2 separate regions of the Homo sapiens genome follow, and region 2 is linked to region 1. A link is a loop called in an ENCODE intact Hi-C map of the cell type or tissue named here. Cell type or tissue: B cell. All regions are shown on one strand. Each heading gives the region's core, and the rest is flanking DNA. Links, peaks and the distances in the headings are about the cores only. Region 1 holds the start of MNS1 (meiosis specific nuclear structural 1). Region 2 holds the start of TEX9 (testis expressed 9).

The links. A loop is a pair of places that touch in the nucleus more often than their neighbours do. Peaks named below come from ENCODE experiments on the same cell type or tissue, not always from the same donor. Only the 100,000 strongest peaks of a DNase experiment are listed, where the experiment ranks them.
Region 2: it touches region 1 in a loop (7-fold over the local background); 2 of 110 quality-filtered maps call a loop at or near these places.

What each region holds. Positions count from the first base shown.
Region 1 is chr15:56,455,883-56,472,298 of GRCh38, reverse strand. It overlaps MNS1 (meiosis specific nuclear structural 1), which reads left to right and starts at 7,162. Exons shown (of 10, transcript NM_018365.4): 1 at 7,162-7,329; 2 at 8,052-8,273; 3 at 15,778-15,905. The coding sequence starts at 7,327. It also overlaps a transcript of TEX9 not described here. RefSeq lists an enhancer at 3,610-3,659 and a silencer at 6,983-7,232. In B cell, for the core only: no CTCF peak of the experiment used is centred there; a DNase peak (open chromatin) is centred at 7,248; H3K4me3 peaks cover 1,290 bases; H3K27ac peaks cover 891 bases.
Region 2 is chr15:56,363,392-56,379,807 of GRCh38, reverse strand. TEX9 (testis expressed 9) reads right to left here and starts at 14,382. Exons shown (of 12, transcript NM_001395496.1): 1 at 14,331-14,382; 2 at 14,138-14,229; 3 at 6,304-6,367. The coding sequence starts at 14,357. RefSeq lists enhancers at 8,617-8,756, 14,089-14,138, 14,679-14,728, 14,739-14,918. In B cell, for the core only: no CTCF peak of the experiment used is centred there; a DNase peak (open chromatin) is centred at 7,877; H3K4me3 peaks cover 1,241 bases; H3K27ac peaks cover 4,776 bases.

The DNA of each region.
Region 1 (16,416 bases), core at 3,922-11,921:
AAGTACTCCTGGCCAATGCCAGGATATGAGAGCCAGGGCTTTTGACACAACATGGGACATATCTAATGGGAAGTCTTTGCTTGGAGACTTCCCATTAGCCTGGTAGAAACTCTCTCAGAATTGTGCTGCTGCTTGAGGCTCCTTTTTCTTTTCCTCTCTGCTTTTATGAGTTAGATCTATATTATGGTCTCTTTTTCCCCTCCCTCTTTAGCTTTCTTAGGACTTTCTCCAAATAAACCTCTTGACCATCCAATTCCATCCCAGCATTTGCAACTCAGAGGACGCTAACTGATGCAGAGTGTGGCGATTGCCCTGGTCGATGCCAAGGAGGGATAAAAATATACATAACTTGAGTAGGAATTAGGATCTTATTCTGCTGGTGGGGACTGATTAGCAATGGTTTCTCTTTGGTTGTTGTAGTTACCATTATCGCAGTTCCTCATTTATGCTCTCTCATGATGGCACGGCATTAGGATAAATGCATTGTAGTAAAATTTACTTCCAGAGAGAAAAAAAATCCATGTTTTCACAGATTCTAAGACTTTTTTTTTTTGCATTTTAACCTTTCTGAAATTGGGATATCTTTAAATAGATTATTTGCTACAATTTAATTAGTAGGATTGTTTTCTTCTTTACTGATGAATAAAATAATGGTGCATATCATTGATGATGTCATAGATTTGATCAAATTTATCAGCTCAGTTCAGGTCACCAGATGCCAGTTACTATAACAGATTCTAAAGAACTAAGGGGCTGGATTAGGTTTTGTGAATTATTATTTGACTATTTCTTAGGTATATCTACTAGGAAAGGAAAGAAAAACCCTAAGGAACAGAATTATATGGTGGAGAGGTACACAGTTGGTAACTGTTGCTCTGAATACATTAGTAGAGAAATAGCCAGAGAAGCATAAAAAAAATAGGAAGCAAGAATGTCTCTCATCACTTATGGTGCTATTCACTTTTTTACTCTTCCCATTTTCTTTCTTTTTTTTTTTTTTTTTTTTTTTTTTGCTACTTTTATGACTAATGCTGCCTTAGAGGCCACTATTACCTTGTTGTTCAGGTTATTCTGTAATCCTCATAGCAATATCTTATAAAACAAGAGACCTATGATAGGTTAGGTTTTCACTCTATATATTGAACTCCTCATTGATATGTGGACAGAAATCAACAAGTAGAGGACCAAGCAAACTAATTAAGTTTACCCACCATCTCCAGTGGGATGGGTCAGATGGAAGGATCTGTTTCCTTGATTCCTGTCACATGTACCTGTTGATCTAATTGGATTCCTTGGCACTACCTGCTTATAAAATTAGTATTGAAAGTGTTGTTTCCTTTCTCTCCAGATGCTGCCTTTATGCCTGCATCAGTTTTCCCTAGCATTCCCCATACTTCCAAATTAGGAAGTCTCTGCTTCTAACAAAATATCGTTGTTATTGCTGATATGGACACAAATCAGCAAGTACTGGATACCTAATACAATTTAGTAATTGTCATTATTGTTCTATAAATACTATGTAGAACATATATTGTATAATATTCTATGAGCACATCGCATTTCATTATGTATAAATTGTTATATCATCTACGATACTGTTAACATGATATCTTTTATTACAGTCAGAGTAATTAATTGTAATACAAATTTTAATAAAACAAAGCTGGGTTTGCCTAGGAAAGAGTAAATGAGGAATCACTTTGGTTTACTACTCTATAATTATTGGAAGGATTGGTACAATTAGTTGAAAATACTTCAAATATGTCTGATTCAGTGATTCTTTGAAAAAATTATTTGGAGTGGAGTGATGCCATTGACATTGTGGGAAAAATTCTTAAAATGTGAACTTTGCTATAATTCAAAGAGGTATCTTCCTAAGATTGAGAAAGAGAGGCAATATGGTCTAACTCATTTTCAAAACTTTCTGACCTTCACCCTTAGTAAGATACATATTTTACATCGTGACCCAATATATACATTCTATCTATCTATTGATAGGTCAATCAATCATCTATCTAGAACTAAAAAGTGTCACAAAACAATACCTAGTTAACTAGATTTGATGCACTCTATATTTTCTGGGCTATTCTATTCCATTTCTTTTTAAATACTGTTTGTGATCCATAGTTTGAAAAATGCTGGATTCATGAAAAATGAGCTAGGAGACAGACTTCGTACAAATCTCTGTCCCATGATTACCCCTTTCTACGAGCTTGCCTAGTTAATTCTTTCCTTTGAATCTTGTTTTCTTCATCTATAAAGTGAATGGGGTTGTTTTACTAAGTAAAGACAATTACATGTGAAGTGATTGGCACGTAAGAGGCACTCAATAAATCAATAAATGATAAGGTAGCAGGATAATGTTTTCTAATATTAATCAAGTGTTTTCCACTACATTTCCTTACGCGCTTTGTCGTCTATTATGAAGGCAAGGTTGTTACAGAACTGCTAGACTGTTCTTACCTGTTTGGTCTTTCAGTTAATTGATTCAGTGTCTCTTTCTCTTTCTCTGTCTCTCTCCCTCCCTCCCAGACATCTGTCAGCAGTCCAACAGTCCAAGCAGGGTCCAAGGACAATGTAGACAGCCCTGGGCCTCTGCCTTACTTCCTGTGCTCACAGCAAGCTTAGCCTCTTTGGCTCTCCCTCCTTGGTGACCACATTCTTTATCTGCTGTTCCCCATGGAGGGCAGCTGTGTTCCTCTTTTTCCCTAGGACCTTAGAGTCAGTGCCCAGCTTCTGAGTGCCCAGTTATTCTCCTTTCCCAAGATGCTGCTGCTCAGGTTTTCCACAGTTTGCCTCTTCTGGGCTGGCCCCTCTGGCCCTCCAGACACACTTCTCTAGGTACATAGCTGATATGCCACAATTTAATTAGCCATTCCCTAAACACTGCATGTTTAGATCACCCATTTTTGTGGTGTTTTGTTTTTGTTTTTTTGCTAAATTAGAAAATTTTGCAATAAATAAAATCGTGCCTTTAGTCGTTTAAAATTTTTGGTCTGGTTAAGTTTTCACTAGAAAAATTGCCATAAATATATCAAATGTCATCAAATTTGGTACCTTTTTAAAGTTAAGAAATGAAAAAAATCCATATAAACATAGTTTACACATGTATATATCTCTATATAAATATAGGTATATATGTATACTTTTCTTTTTACCAATAAGAGCTTATATAATTCAGAAGGGGATTCCTCCACTCTTCATGATGAATTTAATATGGTCATCTTTACTTCACCGCTAGCCAAATTACAGTCTCTGTGCATCATATAACAAATTCCTAATGACATCACAAGTTATTTGACATCACAAATTCTGTATTCCATTCCTATATACATAATATGTAGATGCCAGTCTTCTATTTTACTACTCATTTACAAATAGTGGCTTTTCAATAAAATTACCCAGGTAAATTTTTATTCATATCTACAATGAATAAGCATTCTTTCTGTGTAGTGTTCTCAACCCTAGAAATCAATATATTACAATTCTGTAGTTCTTTCTCAGTGTTATGCTAGAATTCATGAAGTCAGCAATCTCCTATTCCTGTAGACATAGTGAAGATGCAAGAGCAAAAGTGAAAGTGAGAGACGAGGAACGAAAGACATCCACTAAGCCTGGGTTTCAGTGAGCTCACCAACCATTTCTTCATGTCTCTTTACCCCTAACAATTATTTAGCACTTGATCACATCATCACACAGTCCATATGATTCCCAGATTATGGTGGCTAAAATATCCAGAAACAGATTTTCTTGTCTTAATGAAACAATCAAATTCAATATATGGAAGTTAGCCTATTCTGCATCAACCAGAAAGTAGTCACTTCCTAACTGCATATGACAGACAGAAAAAGTACTAAAGGAAGTTATATACAATGAAACCATTAAATGCAGATTTGCCACAAGGCAAGATGGTAATACTTGAACATTATGAAGTGCAGAAACTGCACAAGCACATTATATTTTAAACACTTCATCTATTTAACAAACTATGTACCCTCTTCAGCTAAATAAGATGAATTGAGATTCAAGAGGCAGCACCATACTAGCAAATCTCATCCTAAAGGCATCCATTAATATAAATCAACAGCAGCAATTTGGTTTGATCACTTATTTGCAAGAATCATTAAGGTTTATTAGCATAATTGTTCCCTCTGGGATTTCATGTCGAGAAAATGAAGAATGGCATTATCAATATTTAAAAGATAAGTGTGTAATGTTCAGAGTATTTCAACAGTCATCTGCAGGTGGTGTCCAGCTGCAGCAAATTAGATTAGATTTGGGCATTTTTCTGAACGAAAGAAAAATTGTTTTGTTCTAATTGCTTTATTTTATAAAGCAATACCATTTCGTAAATAATTTTTACTGTATAGCTACACTTAACAGTGCACATCTATTAACATGCTTTATTTCAGATCAGCAACTCTGTTAAGTTCAACCCTGTTATATTGTAACTACTGGGGGACATTAATCAGTATAATTCATCATCCATTATAAGGAAAAGCTCCTTCCCCTCAGTACTCTAGACATTTTAGTCTAGACTTGTAGGTAAAAAGTTGTTTTCTAGAGGGAAATGAACGAGAAGACTTCCTTGTAATGTTGGGAAGGCATAAGTCCTCCCTTAACAATGAAGTATCATTTATGATAGTAATAATTTATTACTAGAAATAATATTTAAATGTAATAATTGTTTTTTAATAATGACATGCAATGGAATGTTATTTAGTGATAAAAATAAATGAGCTATCAAGTCACATAAAGATTTGCAGGAACCTTTAAATGAGTTTTGCTAAGGGAAAGATGCCGGTCTGAAAAGGCTACATACTGTATGATTCCAAAGATACGACATTCTGGAAAAGGCAAATCTATAGAAACAATAGAAAGATTAGTGGTTCCCAGGGGTTTGGGAGGAAGGAGTGAGGGAGAAATGAATAGGTAGAACACAGAGACTTTTTAGGCAGTGAAACTATTCTGTATGATACTGTAATAATAGATATATGACAATATGTCTCAATTTTCTGACCTCAAGCAACCTTCTTGCCTCAGTCTCCCAAGTAACTGGGATTACAGGTGCAAGCCACCACTCCTGGCCAGATACATGACATTATGTATTTCTCAAAACCCACCTGGGAGCAGTGGCTCATGCCTATACTCCCAGCACTTTGGGAGGCCAAGGTGGGTGTATGACTTGAGGTCAGGAGTTCAAGACCAGCCTGGCCAAACTGGTGAAACTCCGTCTCCACTAAAAATACAAAAATTTGCTTGTAGTCTCAGCTACTTGGGAGGCTGAGGCAGGAGAATCGCTTGAACCTGGGAGGTAGAGGTTGCAGTGAGCCGAGATCATGTCACTGCACTACAGACTGGGCAACATAGCCAGACTTCATCTCAGAAAAAAAACAAAACAAATCCTCATAGACCTGTACAAAACAAAGAGTGAACCCTAATGTCAATTACGAACTTAATCATATTAATATTGGTTCGTCAAGTGTAACAAATGTACTACACTAATATGTAATGCTAAAAATAGGGGAAATTGTATGGGTGCGGTGGGGAGGAGAGGTGAGACGGGGAATTCTCTGTATTCTGTCAATTTTTCTGTAAACCTAAAACTGCTTCGAAAAAGGAGCAAAGTCTATTAAAAATGTAGTAATTGTTAGGATAATTTTTTAAAGGTTAAAATCAGCTAATTGTTACAATTGATTAAATTTGTCTTGGATTTAGGTCAATATTCTGGCCAAAAATCTTTTTCTCAGATTACCTATGAAATTATATGAATCCTTCTACCATATCCAAGGGTATACTGGAAATGAGGAATTATAACTGAAGTTCCCTTTAGAGACGAAAGTCTTCATTTCGAGAAGTAAACAGTAAAAAACATACATGTTTGCTGAAATACTTTGCAATGTCACTATTTCACTATTAGGAATTAACAAATTAAACCCCACACTCTATTGAATGTGTTATACCCTGTTCAACCCTGAACCCATGCCTGTCTCCTGTCTCTTCTATACAGTGCCCAACCCTTTGCGGAGATGGATATGCCAAGAAGAGAAATTTATAGCAGGCTGCCTGCTTTGCTCCATTCCAGATCAATTTACACAGAACACCCAGAGGGCAGGTTTACGCCTTCTCTCCATTTCTCTCAAACAGTGATGGCAATGAGTGGAGTACTAGAGACAACATAGATATGCAACCACGGGATAAATGACCAAAGGACAGAGAGACGAGCGACCTCAGTTGTATGATGGAACCAAGAGAAGTCGCTGATTTTTAGTTGTTTTGATCTGGTTGTAAGGATGGGGTGACAACTTCCAAGCTTTTACACGTCAGCACTGAAACTGCAAGTCCCATTTGTTATTAATCTTTAAGCAGACATATTGCTACAGAAGACGGACTCCAAATTAGAATAACACAAAGTTATACCACTAATCACCTTATACAAATATTTTAGTGTTGACAAGATTTCTCTGAATGTATCATTTCTAAAATCAGTATATCTAATTTCTCTGATCCATTATCATTCTTAAACTTCCCATTTAAAATGGACTTTAGTGTCTAACCTGCCTATGGAATGAACCAGATCAACATCCTGCCATCATGTAACGTGCTCTCTCTTGGTACCTGGACCACATAGCAGAGTAAGATTCATGTGGCTCATAGATTTTAGTCCCAAAATTTACCAGCAGCTTCTGCGGGGGGGGGGGGGGGGCGGGGGGGTGAAGTGAAGGCTGCTGGAAGCTCGTGCTACCCTCAGTGCCTCACAACCCAGCAAAGGGGACAGCGACCTGGACTCCCATTGCTGAGGATTAAACCAGTCATCGTCCCTAGCAGAGACCTGGCTGACTAGGCACTTAGTGTGCGGGATGCTCCATGCGTGGAAATTTCCTTCGGCTCCATGCATTAGGCAGTAGTTTGCGTATTTCTCTGTGCGCAGTCTCCACAGTCCCGAACTTGGCTCCCAAACCCACTGAAACCACAGTTCGGCCGCTGGAGGGAAATCGAGCTTCCCTAGCCCACTGCAAAGTGCTTGGGTCAGGCCACAGTCTGAACTTCCCGCTTTTCTAGTTTAGACCTATAGAAGTAGCCCTCCTGCCCTGGTCCTAAGAAGCTCAATGCCGATTGTATCTTATCGCGTCCAATGGGAGGCCACGTTCTGCGTGGGTCACTTTTGGTCGAGCGGAGGGCGCGCAGCTCCACCGTTGCCAAGACGCCGCGTAAACACCCGAGCGCGCGCAGCCAGGTGCGCTCCTTGGGGCTGCTGGCTGCTGCGTTTGCGGCGGGAGGTGGTGGCCGCGGTCCCACGAGAGGGGGTATTTTTCGTCAGCCAAGATGGTGAGCCAGTTGGGGGACTTGAAACTACTTGTTTATTGTTGATTTAATTCTAGTTTGGCGCTCATCTGCTTCTAAAAAAGGATTTTAAGTGCTTAATCTGGTCATTAATTGGGGAACTTGTATTTGCTTTCGGAGGCTTCAGGTGCTATTAGAAGGGACGCTCGCGGTGGTTTCCAGCTTTTTTGGCACTTTTCGCATAGTGTATTAAATACATCTTTAAATCTGCCCAATAGAACCTCTGAAGAAATAAGTAGATATAAAAGTGTAGGAGAAAGCGAATTGATAAATAGCGGCGAATTGACCTATTACATTTATGTTAGGAAAATCTGACCAGCTTCTGAACAGCACTTTATGGCCCTGTGGTGGTAGTCGTGGTGGTGGTGGTGGTGGGTGGAATGAGGGGAGGAGAAATTCCCTGGTGGTAGTAAAGATCTGGGTCTGTAGGGTGCGATTAATCCTAGCACAGCTATTTATTAGCTGCAGAACCTTGGGTAAAGTTACTTTTCATGTTTCATCTATAAAATAGGTAATAATAACAGTACCTATTTAATCGATATGTGAACATATTTACCACGTTTACTTTTTATTCGGTATACTCCTTTGAATTTAGGAAGGAAGCCAGGCTCTTCGTATCCTTTCTTACTAAGGTTTATATCAATACATTTTTTAAAATTAGATTTTGGAATATCAAAATATGCATCTTTTTTTTTCTTCCATCGTAGGGTTCCAAAAGGAGAAATTTGAGCTGTAGTGAAAGGCATCAGAAATTAGTAGATGAAAACTACTGCAAAAAATTACATGTCCAAGCTCTAAAAAACGTCAACAGTCAAATCAGGAATCAAATGGTGCAGAATGAAAATGATAACCGTGTTCAGCGCAAGCAATTTCTCAGATTATTACAAAATGAACAATTTGAGTTGGATATGGAAGAGGCCATTCAAAAGGTAAGTTTTACTATTCATTGTTACTTTTTTTTTCATTTTGCACCTTGGAAACGATGAAAGTCAGCTGTTAATGCTGGAAATGAGTAGATAAACAACAGCAGCAGGTAAGTGATGCCTGATTGTGCCTCAGCTCGGTGTAATCGTAAAGACCTGGGTTTCTGGAGCCGGCCTGTCTTTGAATCCTACTACTGCTATACCTTAGCTACGGACCCTTGAGTAAGTTGCTTTTACTTTTTTTTTTTTTTGGATGGAGTCTTGCTCTGTCGCCCAGGTTGCAGTGCAGTGGCACGATCTTGGCTCACTGCAACCTCTGCCTCCGGGGTTCAAGCGATTCTTCTGCCTCAGCCTCCTGAATAGCTGGGACTATAGGCGCGCAACACCACGCCTGGCTAATTTTTTAATTTTTAGTAGAGACGGGGTTTCACCATATTGACCAGGCTGATCTCGAACTCCTAACCTCGTGATCCGCCCGCCTCGGCCTCCCAAAGTGCTGGGATTATAGGGGTGAGCCACCGCGCCCAGCCTGCTTTTATTTTTTATGCTTTTTCTATAAAATGGGGAATAAGAATAGTACCTCCTACTTAGGATTGTTTTAATAATGAGTTAATACATGCAAGACTCTTGGAATAGTGCCTGGTACAGAATAAGCACTCAGATTTTTTTTTAACATAAATATGAACTCTGTAATTACTACCAGTTTTGTTCATGTAAGTACAATTGTGTTGCCTTTCATAAATTTCTAAAAACAAAAATTTAGGGGTGCCTTTAAAAAATTTACTGAAATTAATGTATACATTATTAAGTGGTAGAAAATGAACCCTTAGGTATATCTCAACATTTTAAGGGATTAAGGTGGTAGAAAAGGGAAACTAATAAGAATTGAGACATGATAGAAGTGAATTCTCATAAATATATAAAAGGTATTCTGATATGTCAGTAGTTTTTGAGTAGCTGCTGTATGTTAAACATTTTGGAGGATTTTGTGGAGAATAACAAAAGCAAATTTAAAAAATGATATCCACCCTTCTGTGTTCCAAATTCAAAAGCTTAGATATGATTTTTTTTTTTAACTCTGAGAAAGCACATCTTAGGGGTTGGATATTTTTCCTATTCTTATTATTTTCTCTTTAATTTGAAAGAATATCCCAGGTATCACACCAACTCTTTCCTACATAGTTAAGTGTACATCTAACAAAATATGGATGTTTTCTTACATGGAGTACCATAATACTATTATCTCACCCATTCCATAAACACATTTCTGTGATTGTGTCAAAAATCTGCTTTTACAGTTGGTTTGTTTTAACCAAGATCCAAGGAACATTCATACGGTGTATTTGGTGGTTATGTCTGTTTAAGTCCCTCTTAATTGAAAACAGCCCCTCCTTCACCGTGTTTTTCTTTTTTGACTTCATGTTTTTAGCTTGCTAAACTAAGCCAGTTGTTTTATCCAGTAGCCCACATTCTGAATATACGTGTTTGCTTCCTCATGTTCCTTTAATTTATTTCCCTATCTGTTATATTTCCTCTAAATAGAACCTAGCCATAAAGACACAATTAGATTGCGGTCCACCTTTTTTGGCAAGAATACTCCATAGGTGATGCTGTCTTTGTCATTGTGTCACAACAGGGAACACATGAGGTCTGGTTGTTCCACTTTTAGTGATGCCAGTATTGATCAGTGGGTTTAGGAAGACAGTCTGGTTTCTCCACTGTAAAGGTTCCCATCAAACTTTCATCTGTGGTTTCACAAAAGAATTTTTTCTTTCATTAGTGGTTACAAAAACTGATTTTCTGATTCTTTTATTCCTTTCACATTTAATTAGCTGAAATTCCTCTGTAAAGAACTTCACCTTGGGCCAGCACAATTGCTCACCCATATAATTCTAGCACTTTGGGAGGCCAAGATGGAAGGATCTCTTGAGCCCAGGAGTTCAAGGCTGCAGTGAGCTATGATCTTGCCACCGCACTCCAGCCTGAATGACAGATACCCTGTTCCCCTGCCCCCACCCCACAAAAAAAAAAAAAAAAAAAAAAAAAAAAAAAAAAACAACAACAAAAAAACACTTTGTTATTGACTAGGGTTATTTATTCTTACTGAAAAAGGAGACAGTTAATTTTCAGAGTAAGGAATTGGTGTCCTATTTTCTTCCATTGGTGTCTACCTATGTTGTGGTTGTTTTTAAATTTTTGTTTTATTTAGTTTTTGACTTTGTCTCTTTTTAAAAATACCTTTATGGACTCATAGATATTTATGTACTTAATTGCATTTATTATTATTTTTGATGCTCAAATTATCTCATCCTTGGCCAATGGATGCCCTTTTATATTGCCTCTGTGTCGTTTTTTTTTTTTTTTTTTTTTTGAGACAGAGTCTTCATCTGTCTCCCAGGCTGGAGTGCAGCCGCACCATCTCGGCTCACTGCAACCTCCGCCTTCTGGGTTCAAGAGATTCTTCTCCCTCAGCCTCCCAAGTAGCTGAGATTACAGGCCTGCACCACCATGCTAGGCTAATTTTTGTATTTTTAGTAGAGATGGGGTTTCACGATGTTGGCCAGGCTGGTCTTGAACTCCTGACTTCAAGTGATCTGCCTGCCTCGGCCTCCCAAAGTGCTGGGATTACATGTGTCAGCCACTGCACCTGGCCCTCTGTGTCCTTTTGACAATATTTCCTTAATCTTTGATACCTTCCTTGCTTTTTGTCAAAACAAACTGTTCTAGGCTTGTGATAATTTTATGTGTCAACTTGACTGGGCCTTGGGGTTTCTAGGTATTTGATAAAACATCATTCTCGGTGTTTCTGTGAGGTTGTTTTGGATGAGATTAGCATTTAAATCCATAGACTGAGTATAAAGCACATTGCCCTCCCTAATATAGGTGGGCCTCATCCGATCAGTTGAAGGCCTGAATAGAACAAAAAGACTGACCTTCTTTTGAATAAGACAGAATTCTTCATGCCTGATTGCCTTTCAGCTGGGACATTTCCTTTTTTTCTAGTCATTGAACTCAAACTAAAACATTGGCTCTTTCTGGGTCTTGAGCCTGCTGGTTCTCAGGCTTTAGGACTCAAACTAGAACAAAACCATTAGTTCCTCAGCTTGCCAGCTCACCTTGCAGATCTTAGAACTTGCCTGCCTTCATAATCACTTACTCTGGAGAACCCTGACAAATACAAAATTTCTCTCTTATATTTTTTGTCCTACACCTGGAATCAGCCATTGTGCCAGGAAGCGCTGTTATCATTTAGTGGAAATAATATTTCAAGAAAACTTGGGTGCTAGGTTTACTCATAATTCTTGGGTTATCATTGCTTCCAGGTTTTTTCAGTGAACAAATCTTGGAAATATGCATATTTTTAACTTATTATTTTGAGATAAGTTTAGATTTATAGGAGAGTTGCAAAAACAGTGTAGAGAATTCACATATACCCTTCACCTGACTACTTCTTAACATCTTACACAGATGAAAATCATGGAAAAGTTATCAAAATGGAGAATTTAGCTTTCATGGAATACTGTTAACTGTGAGATTTATTCAGATTTCATCAGTTTGTCCACTAATGTGTTTTTGCTACTTGAGGACCATAGATTGCATTTAGTTGTCATGTATCCTTAGTTTTTAGCCTTGAGAGGAATGTGGCTATGTGTCCTGAGTCACATAGCATGCTGCTACAACTTCTGCTTTTCCAATTACAGATTAAATCTTCCTTATTCTTGTTCTGTAAATGATTAGGAAAGACACCAGAGATAAGACCCCTCAAGATCATTACCCTTTCTCATGGAATGTTCCTTGGAATGCAACTAATTAAATTGCTATAATATGTATACTGACCTTATATGGAAAATGTTGCAACCCTGTTAAGCTTCTCTGTCTCTGCCTATATAAGTGAAACCTTAACTTCCCCACGTTGGAACAATGACCCATTATTTTGGAGTTTGTGTTTCCTGAGTGGCTGTCCTCAAGCTTTGCATTTGAATAAACTATAGTCACATATATATATATATATATATATGTATTTTTTTTTTTTTTTTTTTTGAGACAGAATTTCGCTCTTGTTGCCCAGGCTGGAGTGCAATGGCGCAATTTTGGCTCACCACAACCTCTGCCTCCCGGGTTCAAGTGATTCTCCTGCCGAGGCCTTCCAAGTAGCTGGGATTATAGGCATGCACCACCACACCCAGCTAATTCTGTATTTTTAGTAGGGATGGGGTTTCTCCACGTTGGTCAGGCTCGTCTCCAACTCCCAACCTAAGATGATCTGTCCTCTTCGGCCTCCCAAAGTGCTCCCAAAGTGGATTACAGGCATGAGCCACCGTGCCCAGCCAGTCATTGTTTCTTCTCCAATCTTTGTCTCCTCTAGTTTGTAAGAATTCTTCACTTTTTGCTGTCTTTCATGACCTTGACAATTTTGAAGAGTACACGTTAGTTGCTGTAGTAGTTTTCAATTGCTAAGTAACGAATTACCACAAACTTAGCTGCTTAAAACAACACCCATTTATTATCTCAGTTTCTGCAAGTCAGAAATCTAGGTGTGGTGTAGCTGGGTACTAAATATATTCCCAAGAGATAATTGAAGGCATATATCTACATAAAAACTCATACACGAGTGTCTATAACAGCATTATTCATGACACCCAGAAAGTAGAAACCCAGATGCCAGTCAGCTGATAAATGGATAAACAAAATGTGTTACATCTATACAATGGAATATTACACAGCCATAAAAAGGAATGAATTACTGATACATGCTACAACACGGATGAACCTTGAAAACATTTTGCTAAGTGAAATAAACCAGATACAAAAGGCCACATATTGTGTGAATTCATTTATATGAAATATCCAGAATATGCAAATCCATGGAGACAAAAAATAGATAAGTAGGTGCCAGGGGTTGGGGGAAAAGGTGAGAGGAATAGTAAGTGACTGCTAATAGGTTACAGGTTTCTTTTGGGGTGATGTAAACATTCTGGAGTGTTGACATTTTATGCCACACACAAATGTACACACAGATGTGCTATATATAGTGTGTACATACAATCACCTATATATATCTATAGCATTTATAAAAATATAACATGGCAGCTTTATAGCTGCCATAGCACAAATGTTTATAATATATAGCAGCATTATTTATAAATGTCAAAATTTAGAAGCAACCAAGATGTCCTTCAGTAGATAATGGATAAACTGTGATACATCCAGACAATGGAATATTATTCAGTGCCAAAATGAAATGAGCTATGAAGCCATGAAAAGATGTGGAGGAACTTTAAATGCATATTACTAAGTGAAAGAAGCCAGTCCAAAAAGGCTCCATTCTGTATAATTCCGACTATGTGACATTCTGGGAAAGGCAAAACTATGGAAACAGTAAAAATGTAAGTTGTTTTTAGGATTTTAGGGAGGAAGGGTTGAATAGACAGATCACAGAGGATTTTTAGGGTAGTGAAATGATTGTGTACGGTAGATACATATGATTATGCATTGCCAAAACCCATAGAATGTGTACCACCAAGAATGAACCTTAATGTAAACTATGGACTTTGCGTGATAATGATGCATAGGTTTAAGTAATGTAAATACAGGTTTACTGAGTGTAACAAATGTACCAGTCTAATGGAGGAGGCTGATAGAAGGGGAAGCTGAGCATGTGTAGGGACAGGGAATATATGGGAACTCTGTGTACTTTCTGCTCAATTTTGTTGTGAACCCAAAACTTCAAAGTCTATTTTTTTTAAGGCTCTGGAACTAGATAGTGGTGATAGATACACAACATTGTGAATATACAACATCACTGAATTGTGAATTGTAAAAGGTGAATTTTATGCTATATGAATTATATCTCAATTATTAAAAAATAACATGTACCAAGAATGTTACATAAATGGCATCAAACTGTATGTAATCTTTTGGAATTAGCTTTTTTCACTTAGCATAATTCATGGAGATTCATCCAAGTTTTGCTTGCATTCTTTTTCTTTTTATTGCTGAGTAGTATCCCATAGTATGGATGTACCACAGTTTATTTGACCACTCACATGATGAAGGATGTCTGGAGTATTTTTGGTATTGGCTATTATGAATAAATCTGCTGTAAACATTTGTATACAGGTTTTTAAATAAAAAGTTTTCATTTCCCTGGGATAAATGCTTAAGAGGTAAAATTGTTGAGTTGTGTGATAATTGCATGGAGGCTTTTTTTTTTTTAAGAGACAGGGTCTTGCTCTGTTGCCCAGCTGGAGTGCAGTGGCATGATCATGACTTACTGCAGCCTTGAACTCCTGGTCTCCGGCGGTCCTCCTACCTCAACCTCCTGATACAGCTAGAACTACAGATTTGTGCCACCACACCTGGCTAATTTTCTGTAAGGACAGCACCTCTCTATGTTGCCCAGGCTGGTCTCAAACTCCTGGCCTTAAGGATCCTCCCACCTTAGCCTCCCAAAGTGCTGGGATTACACGTGTAAGCCACAGCGCTCAGCTGCATGTTAGTTTTATATCAAACTATAAAACTGATTTTCAGAATGCCTGTACCATTTTACATTCCCACACAGCAATATATGAGTGATAGTTTCTTGCCAGCATCTGGTGTTGGCACTGTTTTTTGTTTTAGCCATTCCAATAGGTACGTAGTAATATCTCCTTGCAATTCTAATTTGCATTTCCTGATGGCTAATGATGTTGAATATCTTTTCATGTGTTTTTATTAGATACTGAATTTAATCAAGCCTCTAGATCTTTCTGCCATTTTTACAGGAAATATAAAAGAGAAAAAAAGTTCAGTGATATATCCTGGGGAAGCAATCAGTCAAATGCAAAATGTGGAACATTCTACGGGATGTATGTCCTAATTTCTATAACAAGTCAGTGGCTTGGGGGAAAAATGTGTGTAGAGGTGATTGTTACAGAATATATAAGAGACTTAAGAAAAATAATAATTAGATGCAATATGTGGATCTTGTTTGGATTTTGATTTAAGCAAACCAACTAGAAAAGTATGTTGAGACAATTGGGAAAGCTTGAATATGAACATGGTATTAGACATTAAGGAATTATTGTTAATTAGACGTGTTGATGACATGATTGTTATATTTTTAAAAATTCTGATCAGGTAGATATTCATACTGAATTATTTACATGGTAAGTGACATGATGTCTAGGATTGTTTTAAAACACCCTAGCAGAAAAAGAATAAGGGAAAAAAGAGTGAAATGGAAGGTAGAGAAAAAAGATTAGCAGAATGTCGACAATTTTTGAAAACATGTGTGATGGGTACCTGAGAGTGTATTTAAATATTCTTCTTACTATTGGCAATACTTGAAATTTTCCATGATAAAATATTTTGAAAAAGTATTTATTGAAACAACATTTTGTATTTTAAAATAAAACATCATCAATTGTTGGCCTTAAGGCATTTAGTTTTCTGTTATAAAACAAATTCAACCTTGATGAAAAAAATCTGATTCTAGAGGACAAACAACGAAGTTAAATTTTTCGTTCAGGCAGAAGAAAACAAGAGATTGAAAGAACTCCAGCTCAAACAAGAAGAAAAACTGGCTATGGAATTGGCAAAACTGAAACATGAAAGTCTAAAGGACGAAAAGATGAGGCAACAAGTAAGAGAAAACAGGTATCTTGGTTTCTCTAAATTTCATTTATTTAGTCTTTATCTTTAAACTCTTATGTAATCCTTAGCACCTGAAAGTGAAATTTCTTTGTTTATGTCATTTCACTTAGTTAATATTTTACCTGGAAATACTTATTGCTTTAAGTTCTATAAATATTTATTTGAGAAAAGAAGTTGTATTCATGGAAGTCTGAATATTTACAGTGAAAAATAAATATCAGTCCCCCTGCTCTTTCCTTTACACATAAATTTTAAAATGACCTCTTATAAAAAATGAATTCCTAATCTTAAGAGAAACCTTAGGTAATAACTAGTTTAATTTTATACCTCTACATAAATTTCCTACAGTATTTCTGGAATGACTGTGGAGCCTGTGTTTCAGTACCTCTAGTAACTGCAGTAGGAACTTTAGTCTTAATGTTAAATTATCTTCCCCCCCATTGTTTTAAAATTAATTTCTCTGTGACTTCATGCATCTGTCTTCTTTAGATGTCCTTTCACATATATGAACGCA
Region 2 (16,416 bases), core at 3,810-11,809, 92 kb after region 1:
AAGAGACAAAGAAGGTCATTATATAATGCTAAAGAGGTCAATCCAGCAACAGGATATAATGATTGCATATAAATGCATGCAACACTGGAGCACCCAGATACATAAAGCAAATATTATTCGAGCTAAAGAGAGAGCTAGACCACAATACAGTAATAGCTGGAGACTTCAGCACCCACTTTTAGCACTGGACAGATCTCCCAGAAAGAAACTCAACAAACATCAGACTTAATCTGCACTGCAGAACAAGTGGACCCAATAGACATTTACAGAACATTTCATCCAAAGACTACAGATACACATTATTCTCCTCAGCATGTATATCATTCTCAAGGACAGACCATATGTTAGGTCACAAAACAAGTTGTAAAATATTTTAAAAACTGAAATAATATCAAGCATCTTCTCTGATCACATGGAATAAAACTAGAAATTAATAACCAGAACTTTGGAAACTATACAAAGACATAGAAATTAGATGATATGCACCTAAATTACCAATGGGTCAATGAAGAAACTAAGAAGGAAACTGAGAAATTTCTTGAAACAAATGATAATGAAAACACAACATACCAAGATCTATGGGATACAGTGAAAGCAGTACTGAGAGGGAAATTTATGCAGCTGTAAGTGCCTACAACAAAAAAGAACAAAAACTTCAAATAAATGACTTAGCAATGCATCTTTTCTTTTTCTTTCTTTCTTTTCTTTTTTTTTCTTTCTTTCTTTTTTTTTTTTTGTTTCTTTGAGATAGAGAGAAACTCTGTTGCCCAGGCTGTAGTGCAGTGGCATGATCATGGCTCACTACAGCCTAGACCTTCCTGGGCTCAACAATCCTCCCTCCTCAGCCCCTCAAGTAGTTGGGACTACAGGCGTGCACCACCACATCTGACTAATTTGTATTTTTCCTAGAGATGGAGTTTCACCATGTTGCCCAGGCTGGTCTCAAACTTCTGGGTTCAAGTGAGTCACGTGCCTTGGCCTCCCAAAGTGCTGGGATTACAGCTATCAGCCACCACATCCAGCCAGCAATGCATCTTAAAGAACCAGAAAAGCAAGAACAAACCAAACCAAAATTAGTAGAAGAAAAGAAATGAAGATCAGAGCAAAAATAAATGAATTTGAAATAAAGAAAAGATCAATGAAACAAAAAGTTGGTTTTTTTTAAAGATGAGCAAAATTAACAGACTAACAAAATAAGGGAGATGACCCAAATAAATAAAATATGAAATTAAAAAGGAGGCATTACAACTGACAATGCAGAAATTCAAAGGCTCATTAGTGGCTACTATGAGCAACTATACGCCAATAAATAGGAAAATCTAGAGGAAACAGATAAATTCCTAGACACATACATACAACCCACCAAGATTGAACCATGAAGAAATCCAAAACTAAACAGAACAATAATAAGTAACAAGACTGAAGCCACAATAAAAAATTTTCCCAGTAAAGAAAAGCCCAGGACCTGATGGCTGCACTGCGAATTCTATCGAACATTTAAAGAAGAACTAATACCAAACCAACTCAAACTATTCCAAAAATTGGAGGAGGAGGGAATACTTCCAAACTCATTTTATGAGGCTAGTATTACCCTGAAACCAAAACCAAAGACACATCAAAAAAAGAAAACTACATGCCAATATCTCTAACGAATATTGATGCAAAAATCCTCAAAAAATACTAGCAAACAGAATTCAGTTTGCTGAATATTAAAAAGACCATTTGTCATGACCATGTGGGATTTACCCCAGGGATGCAAGGATGGTTCAACATACACAAATCAATCAATGTGATATATCATATCAACAGAATGAAGGACAAAAACCATATGATCATTTCAACTGATCCTGGAAAAGCATTTGATAAAGTTCAACATCCCTTCATGGTAAACACACTTCAAAACATGAGTATAAAAGGAACAGACCTCAATATAATAAAAGCCATATATGACAGACCCACAGCTAGTATCATACCGAATGGGAAAAACTGACCGTCTTTCCTTTAAGATCTGGCCTACTTTCACCACTGTTATTCAACATAGTACTCAATGTCCTAACTAGAGCAATCAGACAAGATAAAGAAATAAAGGGCATCCAAATCAGAAGGAAGAAGTCAAATTAACCTCATTTACAGATGATATGCTCTTATATTTGGAAAAACCTAAAGACTCCACCAAAAACTATTAGAAATGATAAACTCAGTAAAGTTGCAGGATACAAGATCAACATACAAAAATCAGTAGTGTGTCTGTATGTCAACAATCTAAAAAATAAATAAAAAAGTAATCCCATTTACAGTAGCCACAAATAAAATACCTAGGAGTTAACATAACCAAAGCAGTAACAGATCTCTACAACAAAAACTATAAAACATCAATGCAAGAAATTGAAGAGGACACAAAAAAATGGAAAGATATTCCAGTTCATGGATTAGAAAAATCAATATTGTTAAAATGTCCATACTACCCAAAGCAATCTACAGATTCAAGGCAACCCCTTGCAAAATACCAATCGCATTTTCACAGAAATAGAAAAAACAATCCTAAAATTTATATGGAACCACAACAGACTCAGAATAGCCAAAGCTACCCTAAGCAAAAAGAACAAAACTTGAGAAATCACATTACCTGGCTTCAAATTATACTATGGTGCTATAGTAACCAAAACATCTGAGTACTGGCATAAAAACAGACACACAGACCAATGGAACAGAATAGAGAAAATCCAGAAACAAATCCATATACCTACAGTGAACTCATTTTTGACAAGGTTGCCAAGAACATACACTGGATAAAAGACAGTCTCTTCAATAAATGGTGCTGGGAAAACGGAATATCCACATGCAGAAGAAGAAGACTAGACCCCTACCTCTTGCCATATACAAGTATCAAATCAAAATGTATTGAAGACTTAAATCTAAGATCTCAAAACTATGAAATTACTATAAGAAAACATTGGGGAAACTCTCCAGGACATTGGAGTAGACAAAGATTTCTTGAGTAATACACCACAAGCAAAAGTCACCAAAGCAAAAATGGACAAATGGGATCACATAAAGTTAAAAAGCTTCTGCACAGTGAAGGAAACAATAAAGTAAAGAGACAACCCACAGAATGGGAGAAAATATTTTCAAACTACCCATCGACAAGGGTAGAAAATATAGGGAGCTCAAACAACTCTATAGGAAAAAAAATCTAATAATCTAATAATCCAATTTAAAAATGAGCAAAAGATCTGAATAGACATTTCTCAAGAAAAACACACACATGGCAAACAGGCATAAAAAAAGGTGTTCAACATCAATGATCATCAAAGAAATGCAAATCAAAACTACAATATCATCTCAACTCTGATAAAATGGCTTATATCCAAAAGACAGGCAATCAGGCAATAACAAATGCTGGTAAGGATGTAGAGAAAGGGAACCCTAGTACACTGTTGGTGGGAATGTAAATTAGTACAACTACAAAGGAAACAGTTTGGAGGTTCCTCAAAAAACTAAAGTTATCATATGATCCAGCAATCCCACTGCTGCGTATAGGTCCAAAAGAGGGGAAATCAATATATCTTTTTTTTATTTTATTATTATTATACTTTAAGTTTTAGGGTACATGTGCACAATGTGCAGGTTAGTTACATATGTATACATGTGCCATGCTGGTGTGCTGCACCCATTAACTCGTCATTTAGCATTAGGTATATCTCCTAAAGCTATCCCTCCCCCCTCCCCCGACCCCACAAGAGTCCCCAGTGTGTGATGTTCCCCTTCCTGTGTCCACGTGTTCTCATCGTTCAATTCCCACCTATGAGTGAGAATATGCAGCAATTGGTTTTTTGTTCTTGTGATAGTTTACTGAGAATGATGATTTCCAATTTCATCCATGTCCCTACAAAGGACATGAACTCATCATTTTTTATGGCTGCATAGTATTCCATGGTGTATATGTGCCACATTTTCTTAATCCAGTCTATCATTGTTGGACATTTGGGTTGGTTCCAAGTCTTTGCTATTGTGAATAGTGCCGCAATAAACATATGTGTGCATGTGTCTTTATAGCAGCATGATTTATAGTCCTTTGGGTATAAGCTGAAACTGGATCCCTTCCTTACACCTTATACAAAAATTAATTCAAGATGGATTAAAGACTTAAACGTTACACCTAAAACCATAAAAACCCTAGAAGAAAACTTAGGCATTACCATTCAGGACATAGGCATGGGCAAGGACTTCATGTCTAAAACACCAAAAGCAATGGCAACAAAAGACAAAATTGACAAATGGGATCTAATTAAACTAAAGAGCTTCTGCACAGCAAAAGAAACTACCGTCAGAGTGAACAGGCAACCTACAAAATGGGAGAAAATTTTCGCAACCTACTCATCTGACAAAGGGCTAATATCCAGAATCTACAATGAACTCAAACAAATTTACAAGAAAAAAACAAACAACCCCATCAAAAAGTGGGCAAAGGAAATGAACAGACACTTCTCAAAAGAAGACATTTATGCGGCCAAAAAACACATGAAAAAATGCTCACCATCACTGGCTATCAGAGAAATGCAAATCAAAACCACAATGAGATACCATCTCACACCAGTTAGAATGGCAATCATTAAAAAGTCAGGAAACAACAGCTGCTGGAGAGGATGTGGAGAAATAGGAACACTTTTACACTGTTGGTGGGACTGTAAACTAGTTCAACCACTGTGGAAGTCAGTGTGGCGATTCCTCAGGGATCTAGAACTAGAAATACCATTTGACCCAGAAATCAATATATCAAAGAGATATCTGCACTTCCATGTTTGTTGCAGCACTGTTCACAATAGCCAAGATCTGGAAGCAACCAAAGTGTCCACTAACAGATGAATCGATAAATAAAATGTGATACATATACACAATGGAGTACTATTCAGCCATAAAAAATAATGAGGCCCTGTCACTTGCAACAACATGGATGTAACTGGAAGTCATTGAGTGAAATAAGCCAGGCACAAAAAGACAAACTTCACATGCTCTCACTTATTTGTGGGATCTGAAAATCAAAACAACTTAACATATGGAGATAGAGAGTTGAAGAATGGTTATCAGAGACTGGGAAGGGTAATGGGGGATGCAGGGGTGGGAGATAAGGATGGTTAATAGGTAAAAAAATATATAGTCAGAAAGAATGAATAGTACCTAGTATTTGACAGCACAACATGTTTATTATAGTCAAAATCATTTAATTGTACATTTTAAATTAACTAAAATAGTATAATTGGATTTTTTGTAACACAAAGGATAAATACTTGAGGGGATGGATACCCCATTTTCCATGATGTGATTATTACACAATGCATGCCTGTATCAAAATATCTCATTTACCCCATAAACACTTACTATGTAACCACAAACATTAAAAATTTTAAAAAGAGAAAGTGAGTAAATAAAAATTAAATATGAGAAACCTTATATTGTTTGCTTCTGCAGGGGTAGGAATCCATTCCCCAACCCCTTTCCTAGCTTATCCCAGTTTTCTATTCTGTTTTTTATTTGCAGGGGGAGATTCTTTTTACAGGGCTCTCTGAGTAGAAAACGTAATGAATCTGTCATTCTACTATAACGTGGGGTCCTTTTGTACAAGTATTTTCCTGCTTTTCAGACACTGGCAAAAACTAAAAGATGAAATAAAAATATTTGTAGTAAAACATTTAATTATAAATTAGTAAAACATATAAGTATAAATTTAATTATAAATATTTTTAGTAAAACATCTAATTATAAATTATAAAATACAAATCTGTAACCATTATCAAAATATATTACTTGAAATGTTATATATGATACATTTCTTATTCCTAAACTAACAAATAATCATGGATTTGTATAAGGCATGAAGATAAAATATTGCCTAGGTTTCCTTCCCTGCTTCCATCAACTCCATTTTGGGGCATAGGGAGGATAGAAAGTAAGAATCAAAATTAACTAAGAACTGATAAAAGTTTTAAAGTAGACTACTCCTCTAAGGAGAGTTGCTCTATTCTATCAATTAATAATGAGAATTTATAATGAGAATTTAGATGACTGGAGAATCTAAATGGAAAGTACTTTTTCAGTGGCTTTTAGAAAATGTGTGCTTACTAAAAACATATACATATATACATTCCTATACCTATGCATATATATTCATGTTCAATTTGTAATAATTCATTGAACTGAACACACATGCTTTGGCTAGTGTTTTGTATATATGTCATATATCAAATGAAAAAGATAAAAAACTAGCATTTATATAGAATTATTAATAATTGTACATATACTTACTATTATTTCCTTAGCTTGTTGAACCACGTCAGCTGTTTTTGCCTGCAATTCTGCATTTAAACGCCTAAAAGCAGAAAATAATTGGGATATACTGAAGATCTTAACAAAAATAAAAAATAAACTTCAGCAATTACACGTTATCAAGTGACGTAATCAACAAATGCCAAAATATACATATGGCATTCTTACTCTAAAATGAACACAGCCATTAAGAACTTATCCTCAACTCCCCATGATTCCTCCTTCCTTGTAGTAGGAACTCAAACACTAAGTATTAGCCTTTCTGTGGCCCTCTATTAATTTCAAGTGACGTAACTTATCTAATATATTTGGGAAGAATAAGCTGGGTGAGTTCAACTCTGTTCCACTCACCACCTCCTCGTTATTAGCCTACCTGCAAAGAATGCAAATTCTAACCTTGCTTCTCCAGAGACAGGCCCTGCTCTAATGTGGGCAGAAGTGGGCACGGTATGGGGGAGACCTGCTCTGGTTTGGGGTATTGCTATAACTGGGGAGCTAAATGTGAGGTTTAGTGAGCAGACCCAACGTGGCTCACACCTCAGATACATACTTTAATATCAAGCTTCCTCGGAAATAAAGGTGACTATTTTGACCTCTACCTGTCACTCCTTTTTTAATTATGATTTTTCATTCTACTTGGAATCTAGCAAGAATAGAAATACTATTTACTTGGTCCTATATTAAGACTGCAAGGATGACAATATTATTGAAAAAAATTGTTTTTAAACGAAAAACTGCCCATAATCCTACCACCACCATCCATTTTTATTTTTAATATTCCCTTCCAATTTTCATCTATAGCATACACACAATTTTGTACTGTTTTCCCACAGCAATATAAAAGGAATATCTATCTTCACGTAATCTTTAGAAGCATGTTAAACTGCTATACGATTAAATTGCAATTAAGATAATGTACTGAACTCTGTCCCTATTGTTAAGTCCCCTTTTCACTTTTAAAGGTTAACACCATAATAAATATATTCAAAAGCATATAACTTTTTTCTCCTGTTGAGATGTCACATTTCTAGACCACCTAGGATCTTCTGAGGTTTTGTGAAGGAGACATGTTAAGGATTTTAAAAATTAGATATCTTGTTTTTCTTAGACATGGGATTCAGAAGTAACACAAAACACCATCTCCACCCCCAGGGAAAAAAAAAGGGGGGGAGATTAGTACCATATCCTTTAACAGTCTGAAGCTTTAAGAAATATTTTTATATCTTAGGATTACCTGGTCAAAAGAAAAATATCTAAGAAAGACTTAAAGGTGCCTTTAAAGTGCCATTACCTGATTTTTCAAATTTCCCTAACAAGGACTTAATCACAAGGATTAAGTTTCCAATTAATATAGTGGACCAAGATGACTGAGAAGACTATGCTACTCTAAATCCATGGAAATGCCAGATAAAATGTAATGGAGGAAATATTGCTAAGCTCAAACTCAGGCAAGGGAAATGCCCTGGTACTAAGAATAAAGCAGCAATTCAAAGTGAGAGCAACAAACAGGAACAGAAGCCAAAATAGCTTAAAAGCTAGAAGCTGATGTATGTGAGTCATGAAGGGATACACCTGTGAAACACAGACTACAAAAATTCTACCCACAACCTTAGGTGAGCAGAAATGAAACTAGAACCACAGGTAGAAAAGATTCTCTTGTGAGTAATTAAAACAAACAAGAGGGAAGTCCAAATTCATCTTATCTAGGTGATACAAGGACACCATGGAAAAACTTTAAAATAGAAGAAAGCTGACGTGGAATCAATCAAAACTCGAAACTAGTAAAGGTAAATTGAAAACCACCCTATAGGAACATTTACTCATCTAGAATATATAGGACTCTCTCAAAAAGCAAACTGCTAAAGATGACTTCAGAAAGGTAACAAATTGCATAAAGAAACAAGCCACTGAAAGAGAGAATCAGCAGATGTGAGGAAAGGGAAAATTTATACTATAAGAACAAGAGATAATATAACAATTAAAAAAAGATTTTAAAATTAGCATTAATTTGGAAAAAAAAAATGCACTTAGAAAAACATTAGGCAAGAGCCAGATTTTATCATAAAAGAATGCTGAATTTGAAAAAGATCCAAATATAAATTACATAAATGAAAAACACAGTCACTGAAATTAAGAACTCAAGGAAATTTGACAGATATGTTGAACAGCATAATGGGCATAGAAGGAATGAGTGAATTAGAAGACAGATATAAATAAATCACCTACAAGGAGATACAGAAAACAAGGGGATAAAAACACAAAAGACAGGTTAACATCCATTGAAGACAGATGTTATGTTCCTACTTAACAGAAGTTATAAAAGAAATCCCAGAGAGGCCTGGGTGCAGTGGCTCACATCTGTAATCCCAGCACAGTGGGAGGTGGAGGGAGGATCACTTGAGGCCAGGAGACCAGCCTGGCCAACATAGCGAAACCCCGGCTCTACTAAAAATACAAAAATTAGCCAGGTGTGGTGCTGCATGCCTGTAATCTCAGCTACTGGGGAGGCTGAGGAATGAGAATCGCTTGAACCTGGGAGGCGGAGGTTGCAGTGAGCCAAGATCGTGCCACTGCCACTCCAGCCTGGGCAACAGAGCAAGGCTCTGTCTCCAAAAGAGAAAAAAAGAAATCCCAAGAGGAGAGAATGACAGTATTTCAAGAGCTAATGCTGAGAATTTCCCAAACTGAAGACATGGATCTCATGAAGAATAAAGAAAACAAATCCACCTGTGTATACATCACAGTGAAAATACAGAATTTTAAAGAGAGTACTCCCTAAACTACCAAATCATTATTTCAAAACAACAGAGAAAAATAGTCTACCAGCATAATTATCTAAAAAGCTGACAGCAGATGGCTCATTAACATTTCTGACATTCTAACATTTCTATCCTTATATTACCAACAGACAATATAAGGATATCTTTAATGGGCTGAGAAGGAAAAGCTGGCCATCTAGAATTACATTCAGATAAACTGTAATTGAAGAATAAATGCAAAGTAACAATTTTCAAAAAGACTGGAGAGTTTAAGACTCAGGTTTTCACAAAAAGTAATAAAGGGTCTACACTTCAGGAAGGAGGAAATTGAATCTGGAAAAAAAGAATTATGAAGATATCTGAAAACATGATAAATCTAAATTAGTACAGACTATAAAAAAATTGATGATTAACTGGGTGTGGGTGTATTCAAAACAACAAAGTAAAATATTATCTAATTTAAAAGACAGAGGACACCAAGTTAAAGCATTCTAACGTCTTTCCACATCACTAAAAATAAAGACATAATGAAAACCCATTCAATCCAGCAGAAGACAGACAAGAACCAAAGACAAGACATAATAGAAAATATAAAAAATAAGGTGGCTAAGACAACTTCAAGTTATGTAATAATGTAAATATATTAAATTCACTTATTAATAGGCAGAAATTATCAGACTGGTTATAAAAAGAATGCTCTTACTGATAAATGACATACAAAGTTTGAACATAAAGGGATGAAGAAAGATAGACACTGCATAATAATGAATCAAGAAGATTTAAATAAGTCAAACAAGATATTCCCAAACAAAAATGGCCACATTATAAGGAATTTTTTTAAACTATAATTATAATTGATGATTTTTAATACACTTCTAACAGAAACCAATAAAGCTGCAACAAGAAAAAAGGTGAGGATACCGATGTCATGAAGAACAAATATAAAACAGATTAGCCAACAAATAATAAATACATTTTCTATCAAAGAACGCATAGAACTTTTACAAAAAGTGAACAAGCACTTGGCCACAAATAAGTCTCAATACATTTAAAAACTTAATATCACATCAATTCTCTAATCATAATGCAATTTAAAATAAACTAGGCTGGGCCTGTAATACCAGCACTTTGGGAAGCCGAGGAAGGTGGATCATTTGAGACCAGGAGTTAAAGACCAGCCTGGGCAACATGACGAAACCCCATCACTACAAAAAATATAATACAAAAATTAGCCAGGCATGTTAGCACATGCCTGTAGTCCCAGCTACTCAGGAGCCTGGGAGATGAAGGTTGCAGTGGGCTGAGATCACACCATTGCACTCCAGTCTGGGCAACAGGGTGAGACCCTGTCTCAAAAAAAAAAAAAAATTAGCATGGCATGGTGCCATGCGCCTGTAGTCCCAGCTCCTCGGGAGGCTGGGGTGGGAGAACTCTTGAGCCCAGGAGGTGGAAGCTGCAATGAGCCATAATCACACCACTGCACTCCAGCCTGGACATCAGAGCAAGACCTTGTCACATACATACTCAGAAAAATAAAAACTAGACAACAGTAAACAAACAACCCTATGTGCTTGCAAACTAAAAAACACACTTCTAAATAATTACTATGAAAATCGTATAATATTTAGAACTAAATAACCATAAAAGAAATATACATCAAAACAAGTCCTGGAATATAGTTAACCTACAGTTGGAGAGAAATTTAAAGACTAAATATATTTATTAAGAAATAAGAAAAACAATAAATGAGGTAAATAAACTAAAAAACAAAAAATTAATCCACCCCAGTTAGAAGAGATCATTTGTCTTTATTTCTGTAAAGATTAATGAAATTTTAAAATAGCACAGATTAGCAAGAAAACCAAAGCTGGTTCTCTGAAAAGACCAATAAAACAGATAAATCTCCCAGGAAGCTTGATAGAAAAAGAAAAAGACAAAAATAAACAATATTGGAAAGCTACCAAAAGGAGGGGTGTACATGGTTATGGATACAGTCAAGATTTCAAACATACCACCATAGACTCAGTTTATGCTAATGTATTTTAAAACATACATGATATGAACACTTTTCTAGAACAAAAAATTATTTTAGAAATAACCAAAAACTATTCTAGAAATAGTACATCTAATCATTAAAGAAGCTAAATGCATAGACAAAAAGAATCCCCTTGAATAAAAGAACACTAGACTCAGACAGTTTCACAATTTTAATCAAAGGGCAGAAAATCTCTAATTATAAAAAGCTTCCAAGAAAAGAATCAAAAAAGGAAAACTATTCGGCTTCTTTCATACAGACAGAATGATACTGATATCAAAAACAGAAAGGAAAAGAAGTAGAGAAAAACTACAACACCCATTTCACTTTTGTTCATAGATGCAAAAAACCTACATAAAATTATAGCAATCAAATCTAGCAGTCTTTAAAGGAAAACAAGAAACCTGCCTTTGTAGTTCAGTATGTTAAAACATTAAAGGAGGGAAAAAGAACATACCAACAGCTGAATTAATTAGGGAAAAAATAAGTTTTGATACATTTAACACTCATTCAAATTAGGAATTAAGGGGAAGAATTTTAAACATAATAAAAAGAATCTACCAAAACCCTAGAGCAAACCTCAAATGTAGTGATTATTAAAAGTGGGCTTCTCAAAATCATAAACAAGGAAGCTCACCATCACTTTTTCTATTCCATATCACACGGGAAGTCCTAAACAGAGAAAAAGAGAGAATGTAGGAGAATTATCAAGGGACAAAATGATCAAAATTTGCATATAATTGTCTTCATCAAAAATCCAAGGGAATTCACAGAATGAATAAGAGAGTTCAGCAGGACTGAAGATCTGTGTGTATATAAACGCAGATGTAGCATCAACATCTAAAAATTCTACATTTATAACCAATTAGAAAATAGAAAAAATTCCACTTATTATATAGCAACTATTCAGTACCTTGAAGCAAATTATATACGCAAGAATTTTATGTAGTAAAATGATAAAACACTATTAAAGGTAAAAACCCATAAATGGAGAAGTATCATATTCGTGGAAAATTCAATAGCATAAATAAGTCAGTTCTCTACAAATTAATCTGTAAATCCAATGTAATTGCGATTTATGAGGGGGCTTGCCCTACCAGTTATTATGTTATCTTATTGTTTAGCTATCTGGTATTATAATACAGGAATGAAGCTTGAAAAATCTATCCACTTGAGCGATTAGCATCTTCCTTAGTCTATCCTTTCGGACAGTGATTATTTCCTCCAACAGAAGCAGAACTGCAAAAGGTTTTGGATTGAGGTCCCTGGGAAGTAGCATTCTAATGATCAATGCCAAGACAACAGGTGGCAAAACAGATACCATACTGTTATAATTTCATATTCTTGCTTACAGGGATGGCCAGACATTTTACTCTTCTACATGACACAGAAGTATTCTAGAAGATTCAGGTAGTGTAGGGAGTTACTCTGTTCATATGCTTCAGATGTGCACAACTCAGAGTACAGATAACAGAACAAGTAACAACTGGCCACCATATAATACTGTTTAGCTATCTCGTTTTATAAAGTAACTCGTGCTAGAATACAATAATAGTCCCTGTATATTTCTCATTTTAAGCAGGACTGTATCCCTAAGGATGCACCAGAACCAGGTGCAAAATACACTCTCAAATAACTGAACAAATAAACCTAATCCAGGTATTTAATACTATATGGTTAATGATAATGAAAATAACCGTTTTGATTGAGGCATAGCTGATAAAGAACTATATATAGAAAACAGATTAATTTGCTTAAGTACACTTTTGAACTGGGATAATCGGCCCATTTCATCAGAGAGAAGAAGATATGATTATCTTCCTACTTGCTGTGGTAAATTGGTCTGTGTATAGTTCACCTAAACACAGTACCTTTCAGTTTTAATTTCAAATATGCTTATAGATCATATGTAGATCATACGATAACTCTAGTTTAACCCTCTGATACAAACTGCCAACTATTTCCAAATTTTAATCTAGTTATTTTATATTAAAACGGAAGGGAGTTGTTAAAAGGCACTTTTTTATAAGGGTATGTATGATGGCAAATAAAACAGACATCGCCTCTGCCCTTGGAACTTACAGTCCAGTGGAGACAGACAAAAAGGAAATTCACAAATGAATTTATTGTAACAAATTATGCTAATTAGAAAGAAAAATCACTGAGACAATGAAAAAGACCAACAAGGGAGCCTACTTAGCATGGTCAAGGAAGGCCACTCACATTACAGGTTGAAGGCGTGTGTGACTGTCTCTTTCCTGAGATAGAAAGAAAACCTGGAAGAGTTTTTGGAACTAAAAGGCCAGTGAAGCTGGAGAGTTTTAGGGGGAAAAGGGGAAGAGGGAATAAGATCAAATAGAGGAGGCAGGAGGAGCCACATCGATCAGAGCTTTTGAAATGCAACAGGAAACTACTGTAGAATTTTAAGCAAAGGCATGGTAGATCAAATTAAAAGATTACACTGGCTGCTGTGTGAAAACTTGGGGATGAGGAGTAGAATGGGCCAAGAATGAAAGCACCGTTGTCAGGATAGTTGTAATTACACTGAGAACAGATAAGAAAAGGAATATTTGAACGAGAATGGTAATTCTGATTGCAGTGGGAAGCATCCTTTCAATTTAGAAACCAACCTAAAGGAAATTTACACAAGGTAAACTCTATGAACTTGATATTAAGCGAAATAACCTAAACTATCAAGTGAACTAACTATTCGTGGCAATTCCTGCTACCCAAATAACTTCCAACAGTATCTTGCTGTTTACTTGGGCTACGTTTTAAATTAAACAACATGCTTACTTGGGCTAAATTTTCGCCCACTTCAAATATCTTCTAATACGCAGGCGAACTACTCAGATCAAAGACAAAGAAAGGATAAACGGCAGGTGAACGAGATGACGAGAAGGGAATGCTGCAGAGTGAGTGGTCCCGAAGATCCAGCCAGTCTCCAGAAAAAAGTACTTGTAAGCAGCCTCATTCAGATGAAAGAAAGAAGGAAAAGTTCAACCGCCGAATTTCTTACTTATATTCTTCCTCCAAGGCGAGGAGGTCGGGTCCAGGTGTAGAGGGTTGCTGAACGGGTGGCGGGAACGGAGTCCCTGGAACGCTGCTTCTCTGTAAAAGAGCCACAGACTTTCAGACCCGAAGTTAAAGGAAGTTAGGCGTCCTAGTCGCCGGAACCCAGACGCTCCCCAGGAGCCTGGAGTTGAACTGACCGTGAGACACAGACTTCGCCCCGCCATCTTCGGCGACTGCGACGCGGTTACCGAGGCAACGACGCATCTTCCCGCGAGAGTTTCCACATCCCGGTTGCCTCCCGCCCGGGCGCCTACGCCTTCCCACTCTCAGGTTCTGTGCTGCGAGCGGCGCGAGCCTCTGGCAGCGGGCTCGGCCTTTGCTCGCAGCACTCGGCGCTGTCCCAGGAACCCAGGAAGGCTTCCTAACTGCAAATTCGACTTAGTTAGTGCAAATTCTCAACTTGTGGGGGTTGAAAGAGTTTCAGCCAAAACAGGCAGGTCCTTTGCCGCTACTCTATAGAAAGCAAGCTGGTGAGGCAATCCCTCCCTGTTGTGCTTTTCAAACCGTTAGTGGCTAATCCGACCTTCACCCCGTTTGCTTAAAGTGAGCTCTTCAGTGGAATTCAGAAGTTTTGATTTCTAATTTTTGTTTACAGCATGCATGGCTAAGACTCAGGCTCTCAAGTTAGTCAACCTAAATTATTATCCTGGCACTGCCACTTACCAGTTATATGGCCTTGGGCAAATCACTCTGTATATCGGCCACTTCATTTGTCAAATGGAAGTGAGAATAGTGCCCACTTCACAGTTATTATGAGAAGCAAATGAATTCGTGCTTAGGATCATGCCTGAAACACGTAAGCGGTTAACAATTTCAATTGTTTTGGAATAAAATTGACATCCAAAAATAAACCGTGATATGATGTATGGTCATCTGATCTTTAGAAAGGGTGCAAGACCATTCAATGGGAAAATAATTGTCTTCAACAGATGGGGAGACAACTGGATATCCAAATGCAATTAGACCCTTAACTTCACACCATATACAAAAATTAAAATGTATCAAAGACCTAAACTTAGGAGCTAAAACTCTAAAGCTCTTCAAAGAAACTGTTGGTGTAAATCTTTATGACCTTGAATTACAATTCTGAGAATCCTTGATGGATTCTTAGATATGACACCAAAAGCAGTAGCAAAAAAAAAAAAAAAGAAAAGAAAAAAGAGGCTGGGCACAGAGGCTCATGCCTGTAATCCAAGCACTTTGGGAGGCCAAGGCGGGTGGATCACCTGAGGTTGGGAGTTCAAGACCAGCCTGACCAATATGGAGAAACCCCGCCACTCCTAAAAAAAAAAAATTAGCCGGGTGTGGTGGCTCATGCCTGTAATCCCAGCTACTGGGGAGGCTGAAGCAGGAGAATCGCTTGAACCTGGGAGGCAGAGGTTGCGGTGAGCTGAGATTGCACCATTGCGCTCCAACCTGGTCAACAAGAGCGAAATTCCATCTCAAGAAAAAAACAAAAAAAAGGAAAAAAAAATAGATAAACTAGACATTATCAAAACTAAAAACCTTTAGTTTCAAAAGATACCATAAATAAAGTAACAAGACCACAGGAAGAGGGGAAATTCTTGCAAATTATATATCTGATAAATAACTTGTGTCTGGACTATATAAAGAAGTATTAAAATTCAAAAATAGGTAGGTGCAGTGGCTCATGCCTGTAATATGAGCACTTTGGAGGCTAAGTCAGGAGGATCACTTGAGCCCAGGAGTTCCAGACCAGCCAAGGCAACACAGCAAGACTCCATCTCTACAAAAAAAAAAAAAGGAAATAGATAAATAAAAATTAGCTGGGTCCAGTGGTACATGCCTGTAGTCCCAACTACTAGGAGACTGAGGTGGGAGGATCACTTGAGCCAGGGAGATCAAGGCTGCAAAGAGCCATGGTCACACCACTGCACTCTAGCCTGGGTCACAGAGTGAGACCCTGTCTCAAAAAAAAAAAGAAAAACAATTTAAAAAAATTTTTAAAAAAGACAACCCAAGTTAAAAATGGGCAAAGAAATAGGGATTTCTCCAAAGAACATATACAAGTAGGCAAAAAGCACATGAAAAGATGCTCAGTATTGTCCTCAGGGAAATGAAAATTAAAACCAAAATGAAATGCCACTTGACACCCACTAGAATGGCGATAATCAAAAGGATGGATAGCCAGGCGCGGTGGCTCACACCTGTAATCCCAGCACTTTGGGATGCTGAGGCGGGCAGATCACCAGAGGTCAAGAG